3 separate regions of the Homo sapiens genome follow, and regions 1 and 2 are each linked to region 3. A link is a loop called in an ENCODE intact Hi-C map of the cell type or tissue named here. Cell type or tissue: B cell. All regions are shown on one strand.

Evidence for each region. Peaks named below come from ENCODE experiments on the same cell type or tissue, not always from the same donor. Only the 100,000 strongest peaks of a DNase experiment are listed, where the experiment ranks them.
Region 1: a loop joins it to region 3, with 10 times the contacts of the local background. A loop is called at or near these places in 25 of 110 quality-filtered maps.
Region 2: it touches region 3 in a loop (18-fold over the local background); 19 of 110 quality-filtered maps call a loop at or near these places.

What each region holds. Positions count from the first base shown.
Region 1 is chr12:77,010,175-77,012,674 of GRCh38, forward strand. No RefSeq gene overlaps it. Among named protein-coding and RNA genes, the nearest start is that of E2F7, 54 kb to the right of the region's middle. In B cell, CTCF peaks have their summits at 974 (motif pointing left) and 1,184; a DNase peak (open chromatin) is centred at 957.
Region 2 is chr12:76,687,186-76,689,685 of GRCh38, forward strand. No RefSeq gene overlaps it. Among named protein-coding and RNA genes, the nearest start is that of ZDHHC17, 76 kb to the right of the region's middle. In B cell, no CTCF peak of the experiment used is centred here; no DNase peak of the experiment used is centred here.
Region 3 is chr12:76,790,121-76,792,620 of GRCh38, forward strand. The region is part of intron 1 of ZDHHC17 (zDHHC palmitoyltransferase 17); the gene reads left to right. Among named protein-coding and RNA genes, the nearest start is that of ZDHHC17, 27 kb to the left of the region's middle. In B cell, CTCF peaks have their summits at 1,067 (motif pointing left) and 1,272; a DNase peak (open chromatin) is centred at 941; H3K27ac peaks cover 528 bases.

The DNA of each region.
Region 1 (2,500 bases), 220 kb after region 3:
TACTCTGGAGTCTGAGGCAGGAGAATGGCGTGAACCCGGGAGGCGGAGCTTGCAGTGAGCCGAGATCGTACCACTGCACTCCAGCCTGGGCGACAGAGGTAGACTCCGTCTCAAAAAAAAAAAAAAAAAAGAGAGAAAACCAGATTTTCCTAACTGGTAAGCCAGTTTCCATTCCCATTTCCCCTTCCTTAAAACAACAATTTACCTTTTGTCCAACTCAATCTTAAAAAGTTGTCCCATTCTGAGGCATAAAAACCTTCAAAAAGTGGGGTTGAGTATTAAAATAAATAATGCATGTTAAGCACTCGCATAGTGCCTAGCATATAATAGGTGCTCAATACAATCATAATCTTTTAAATAAGGCAAAATTGGCCCTTATGAGCACAGTGTTTGTGTACTATGTTCAGAGTTGCTCAAGCATTCTGGATTTCCTTTTCTTGCATTTCTCTATTGGGATGGGATTTGCCTTATGATTAGCATAAGTTATAAGCATCTTGGTCTGTTCTTCAGGAAAAGGAGGTAATTTGGGCTGCAGGCATGTTCTCATTGGAGAAAATGAGGGCAATTAATGGTTAGTGTTCAAGAACAACAAAGCTCTTTCAGTTGCTTAGCAACTGAAGCTAAGGGGTGGGCAGACACTGTGTGAACAGTGGGGAAGAGAGAAGCAGGGAGGAGTGTAAAAATGAATTTAACGTCCGGCTCATTCCCAGGTGGGTGAAAAGTGATTTATGTAGCTCTGGTATTTATAGCTATTTATTTGTTACATGACTGGAAATTTTAATGAAATATTTTGAAATTCAGCAGTGGTAAGTCACAGTGGACATTTATTGCTCTAATGCAAGGGAAATGTAAACTGTTTATTTAACACGTTGATTGCAAATGAAATATAGAAATGGTTTAGAAGTCTTCTAGCTTTGGAAATCCGTCAGGCTGCACAGACACTACTGCCACCGTGTGGACAATGCGGGGAGCCTAGCGGGAGCTGAGGGATGGGTATAAGAAGCTCTATCTCTGAGACCTTCCGATGGTTTTGCTCACGTGCCCCTGAAAATAATTTTGAAAACTTATGGCACATTTTTAAGTTGATATGTAAACATTTTAATTATAAGTTTAAATGGTTGTAAATAATATAATCTCTTATGGTTCATGAATATTGACATTTCAAAATAAAATTGCTATATTTCTCCTTTAAATGTATAGAAGGGAATTTAAATACCAGTGGGATTTGATATTCACCATCAGCTATTTTTAAATTACACAAAAAAGCTTTTATAAATGAGTAATTTTCACATAATTCCTTTTCCTCCTTGGTCTTATATTTGAATTCCATTTCCCCAATAGACTTAAATTCTGTTTTACACACATTTATGTTTTAATATATAATGCTATATTTAATATTATGTATATATAAAACACTATATATATTTCTCTATAACAAAAATAAATATAAATTAAAAGTTAAGTTATAATTTTTTCTGTTGACCACAAGGCTTTAGTTATCTACATTTTTAAGTATACAACTGATTGAAACACAAATGTTAAAATATTTATTGAAAATAATTTTATTTACTTTATTTAAATTTATTTAAAATAATTATTAAACATTAAAAAGTAATTAATACTTGAGATATATGAAGCTTTAAAAATTAGTTTACATATCCATGATGAATATTATTGCTAGAATGAGACAAGGGTCAGCATCGATACTATTCATATTTATCATTTTTCTCTAGTTGTAAGCCTCAAGAAACTTCAGTCACAGAAATAAGTATGGAAGAAATTTTATTAGGCAGCATTAACTGAATTTTTAGAACAATTTCCAAGTTATTTGCCCTAAATGATGTATACTTTTTTAAAAAATTTATTTTATTTTTGAGACAGAGTCTCGCTCTGTCGCCCAGGCTGGAGTGCAGTGGCGTGATCTCAGCTCACTGCACCTCCACCTCCCGGGTTCAAGCAATTCTCCTGCCTCAGCCTCTTGAATATCTGGGATTACAGGTGCCCACCACCAAGCGTGGCTAATTTTTGTATTTTTAGTAGAGATGAGATTTCGCCATTTTGGCCAGGCTGGTCTCGAACTCCTGACCTCAGGTGATCTTTTTTAGTAGAGATGAGATTTCACCATTTTGGCCAGGCTGGTCTCGAACTCCTGACCTCAGGTGATCTGCCTCCCAAAGTGCTGGGATTGTAAGCGAGAGCCACTGTGCCCAGCCGACTTATACTTTAAATAATTTTCTTTTTTTAATGACCAGTAGACACATTGATTAGGTTTTGCTTCAAGGTTGTTGACAGCCAAGGAATCGGAAACTACAGGACCTGCAGCAGGATTTGGTGCCCAGTCATCAGAATAATTTACTCTTTCAGCACAGACAATATTTCAAATCATCCCTGTGATGGATGTTCTAGAGGTTTCTATACCCCAGACAGGGAATGTTTGTAACCTTCAATTGCATGGGAGGTAAGCTCTTCTTTTGCAATGAGAGGGAAAATTTAGAGAAAG
Region 2 (2,500 bases), 100 kb before region 3:
TAAGTAAATAAATAATAAGATTTGCAATGTGTGGTGATTTCTTTTCTCCTTATAGACACTTCTTTGCATATCTAATATTTTATTAATAATTGTGTACTATTTTTCTTAAAGAAGATCTGCCAGTTGTATAAGTTTGCCCTCAAATCTGGTTTGGGCCCGGATTTGGATGGTGACCAGCTAGCTCTCTGGTCCCCATCTTGTACTGAGAGGGTTTGTCTGGATCAGAGAGTCTCCACCAGGCAACTCCCTCCCCGGAGAGGTGCTACTGATAAGGCAGTCTGTGCCTGTGGATGGCATGGAACAGGAGCAAAATGTCAACTCCTGGTTTGGATGAATTCAATTCCCAAATTCTAAGATCCCAATGACATAGTCTCTGCAGAAATGTCCTCACCCAATATGCAGGAGGAAGAAAAAAGTAACCCCCACCCCCATATGTTGGGGCAATTCAGCTTCTGCTGGTGTTAAACATAAAGAGCAGGGCTCTGCTGGCTCTGTGTGCCCGCTGATACCATGTTGGGATGACCGACATTCCCCCACCCAGAGGTCCAAACAACATTTTAAAAGTCTCATCCTACACGCTGTTCTGATGCCTGGAATTCAAGACATCAGAAGATGTCATCATCAAAGAGACAAAGCCTTTATTTCTGCAATAAAAAACAAAGCTGAAGATATAGATAGCCTCAGGAAATGTAATCCTGAAGTTCACTCCAAAATGACTGCAATTCTTTCCTTTTCTTCACAGTTTTGTGTGAGGAAAGGAAAAGGGGGAATGATTGGAGAGCAATTTCAGAGAGAAGAGAGTTCCTTTTCCATGTCAAAAGGAGCAGTACGGAGACAAACGATTTCCACATTCAAGTTCTGCCTGAAGCCTGGTTGGAAAAGCTGGCTAAAAAACAGGGGAACATTTTTAATAAGAAAAATATACATGAATGTATTCATAGTGGATAGAAATAGCCTTAAATATGTAAAGGAAGAAGGAAAACCATCAGGAAATACTTACTGCCAGCCCTCCAAGAAATATGAGATGGAAAATTACAATGAGCTTACCACAAAGCTGCTCTGACTGGAGGGCGTGACTTTTCATATTTAACAGCATGTCTGGTAATGTTTCAGGGAATCTCATTACTCTTTATTCCTTATTTCTCCTCATGGGGAGATAAATTTGGCTGCATTTTCTTTTTTGGAAAGGCACTGTTTTAGTTTTGCTTTTGTCATTTTTGAGAAAATACATATATTGTAACATTTGCCCCCTTTATATTTGACAAACATTTTTACATGGATGATAGATCTCTATGAGAAAATGTCTAATGCTGGGATATCCATTAAATATCTTTCATTTCTATAATTATAGGAAGAGTCCAAGTTATGATATGTGTCTCTCCTGTTGCAACTGTCCTTTTTGGGAGGAAGTTGCACGTACGTAATAAAGACAGAGGGTCAATACTTTTATAACAAAGTTTTGTCTGTGAGCATCATTTTACAACTAGAAAGCACTGCGGTGATCATCTACTTTAAGCTTAAGGAAATAGAGGCCCACAAAAGTTAAAATATTTAATATTTGACCATTGGTACGAAAGCTGAAACTAGAATTTAAATTATTTTTTCTTCATACTGGAGAGTCTCATAGCATGAGTACTCCAACAGGGGGCCCTCTCAAGTAAAGTGGCCTATAGATATTGGCTGATTGCAGGAAGATCAGAAGGCTGAGTTTTTTGTCTTAGGTCACTGCAACATAGTCCAAAAAATAATACTGACTATCTGGTGTCACATGTTCTTTTTTCTTTCTTTCTTTCTTTATTTCTGTTGTTGTTGTAGCTGAGACAGGGTCTTGCTCTGTCACCTAGGCTGGAGTGTAGTGGCGCGATCATGGTGCAGTGCAGCCTCAACCACCTGGACTCAGGTGACCCTCCTACCTTAGCCTCCCAGGTAGCTGGGACTAGAGGCATGCACTGCCATGCCTGGCTAATTTTTAGTATTTTTTGTAGAGACATGGTTTTGTCATGTTGCGCAGGCTAGTCTCAGGCTCTTGGGCTCAAGCAATTCACCTGCCTCATCCTCCCAAAGTGCTGGGATAACAGGCATGACCTACTACCTCTGGCCTTTTCTTCTTTTTAAAAACAATGTTTTTAACTTTTATTTTGATACAAGGGTTACATGTGCAGGTTTGTTATATGGGTATATTGCATGATGGTGAGGTTTGGAGTATGGATCCCTTTACCCAGACAGACAGCATAGTACCCAATAAGTAGTTTTTTCCACCCCTTCCCTTCCTTCCTCTGTCCCCACCTACTAGTTTGCAGTGTCTATTATTCCTTTCCTTGTGTGCACATGTGCTCAGTGTTTAGCTCCCACTTATTAGTGAGAGCATGTGGTATTTGGTTTTGTTTTTGTATTCATCCACTAAGACTTATGGCCTCCAGTGGCATACATGAAAAGAATGAAATTGTGTCCAGCTGCAAAGGACACAATTCCATTCTTTTTTTGGGTATGTAGTGTTCCA
Region 3 (2,500 bases):
TGTAAATCTAGACCTCTTATAAAAAATGAAGCTTTTTTTTAAAGAGATAGGAAGAGGAGAGAAACATATGCATATAGGCATTTACTTAAATGTTCATCAGGCTGGGCACGGTGGAGCACACCTGTAATCCCATCACTTTGGGAGGCCGAGGTGGGTGGATCACTTGAGGTCAGGAGTTTGAGACCAGCCTGGCCAACATGGTGAAACCCCGTCTCTACTAAAAATACAAAAATTAGCTGGGCTTAGTGGCACGCATCTGTAGTCCCAGCTACCCTGGAGACTGAGGCAGGAGAATCAGTTGAACCCAGGAGGTGGAGGTTGCAGCAAGCCAAGATCATACCACTGCACTTCAGCCTGGGTGACAGAGCGAGACTCTGTCTCTAAATAAATAAATATTCATTCATCAAATGTCTGTGGAAAGACATTATAATACACTGCATACAATACGATACATATATTGTTACAAATACATGTATAGATAGGGATTAATGCTAGAAGGAAATGAAGTGAAAACTGTTATTTAAGGGAGCTAAGGTTGATGAATATTTTCCCAAATGTTTTCCTAAATCAGTTTTGTTCAGTCTTTCCTGAAAGACAGTTCATCACAAAGTTAAATACCTCATGTTCTCACCCATACATGGAAGCTAAAGAAGTTAATCTCAGAAGTAGGGAGTAGAATAGTGGTTACTAGAGGCAGGAAAGAGGAGGAAGGAGATAGTTAAAGGTTGGTTAAGGGATATAAAAGTACAGCTAGTTAGGAGGAATAAGTCCTAGTGTTCTATAGTATTACAGACTGACTAACAATTTATTGTATATTTTCAAATATACAAACACAGATTTTTAATGTTCTCAACACAAAGAAATGATCAATGTTTGAGGTGATAGATATGCTAATTATCCTGTTTTGGTCATTGTACATTGTATACCTGTATTGAAATATCACTCTGTATCCCATAAATATGTACAATTATTGTGTCAATTAAAAATAAAAGCCGAGAAAACATGGTGTTTCAGGTAGGTTGTAAGAGTCTGTCTTGAGTATAGTGCCATCTGCTGGCAATGTTAACTAATTACATTTTTAAAAAGTTATTTTATGATTTTATAGGGGAAACTGGTTTTTCTTGCCATTTTGTTATTCACTTGGTTATATATTTTTATGCTTATGCCCTCTTTTTATTATGAACAATAAGCATTCCTTTAAAGATCCTTATGATATGCCTAGAATTTAGAAGAAATCACTACCTCAGGTTTTCCTTTGTTGCCAAATTTTTTTTGCCTATTTCTATGGCTGTAACAAAATGCCTTTATTTTGCAAATGTAATTTGGGGTGAAATAATTTTTTTTAAAAGGAGCTTTATACGTATGCTTTTTGTTTTATTTTGTTTTAAGAAGGTTCGTTAGTATTAGGTAGAATTTAGAAATGAATCAAGTACCCGTAGAGACCCAAAATACCATAAATTTAATAGAATTAAATTTGAAGGGCAAGTCCCTTCCATTACCCTTCTTTCACAATATTCCTGAACTCACTATACTTAGTATACTATACTATACATCTGGGATTAGCATAGACGCAACAAGTCAAGGGCTCAGTCCCACAAGACTGAAGTCCCCACTTCAGATGCCAGTCACAAATCAGGCCTCCAGTATTTCTGGACTGACTGGCTATAAATTGGGTTCCCATGACTCCCTCCTCAGATTTGATAATTTGCATAAGTTGCTCACAGAACACAGGGAAACACTTTACTTACATTTTTCAGTTTATTATAAAGGATACAACTCAGGAACAGCCAGATGAAAGAGATGTATGGGAGGAGGTCTGAGTAGGGGAGTGTGGTTTCCATGCTCTCTCCAGGCATACTACCCTCTCAGAACCTTAATGTCTCCACCAATCCAGAAACTCGTCAAATGTTGTTTCAGGAGGTTTTATAGAACTTAATATTCAGCACCTCATTCTCCTTTCTGGAGGTCAGTAAGAAGAGTTGAAAATTCCAGCTCTCTAATCACTTGGTCATTCTAGTCACCAGCCCCCTCCTGAGTTTATGCTATATAGGCTCCACTCCAGGTCACTTCATTGGCATAAACTCTGGTGTAGTCAAAAGGGACCTTTAATGAATGACAAAAAACAGTCCTATCACTCAGAAATTTTAAGCATTTTAGGAGCCTTGTGCCGTGAACCTGGGACAAAGACGGATTACACTTATACCACAATAGGTCTAGCATTTTAAAAAGTTAACTAGTTTGCACATAGACACTTGGCGAATAGTTGATTGGTTATATAATCCCATCAAGGTATGCAAATAAACATGTATTATGGCATCTCTCATTGGCATATAAACTAGTATTTGCCCTATACCTGCTGTATAAGATTGAGTCTTGTCATGTTGATTTCTCTTTGCTGCAGTGTTTATCGCAGCTCAGCTTATCCCAGCTCTTCCCATTCCTGTCTACTATTCCTGTCTACTATCTGCTACCTATAGTAGCAGATTTTGGAGGTAATTTC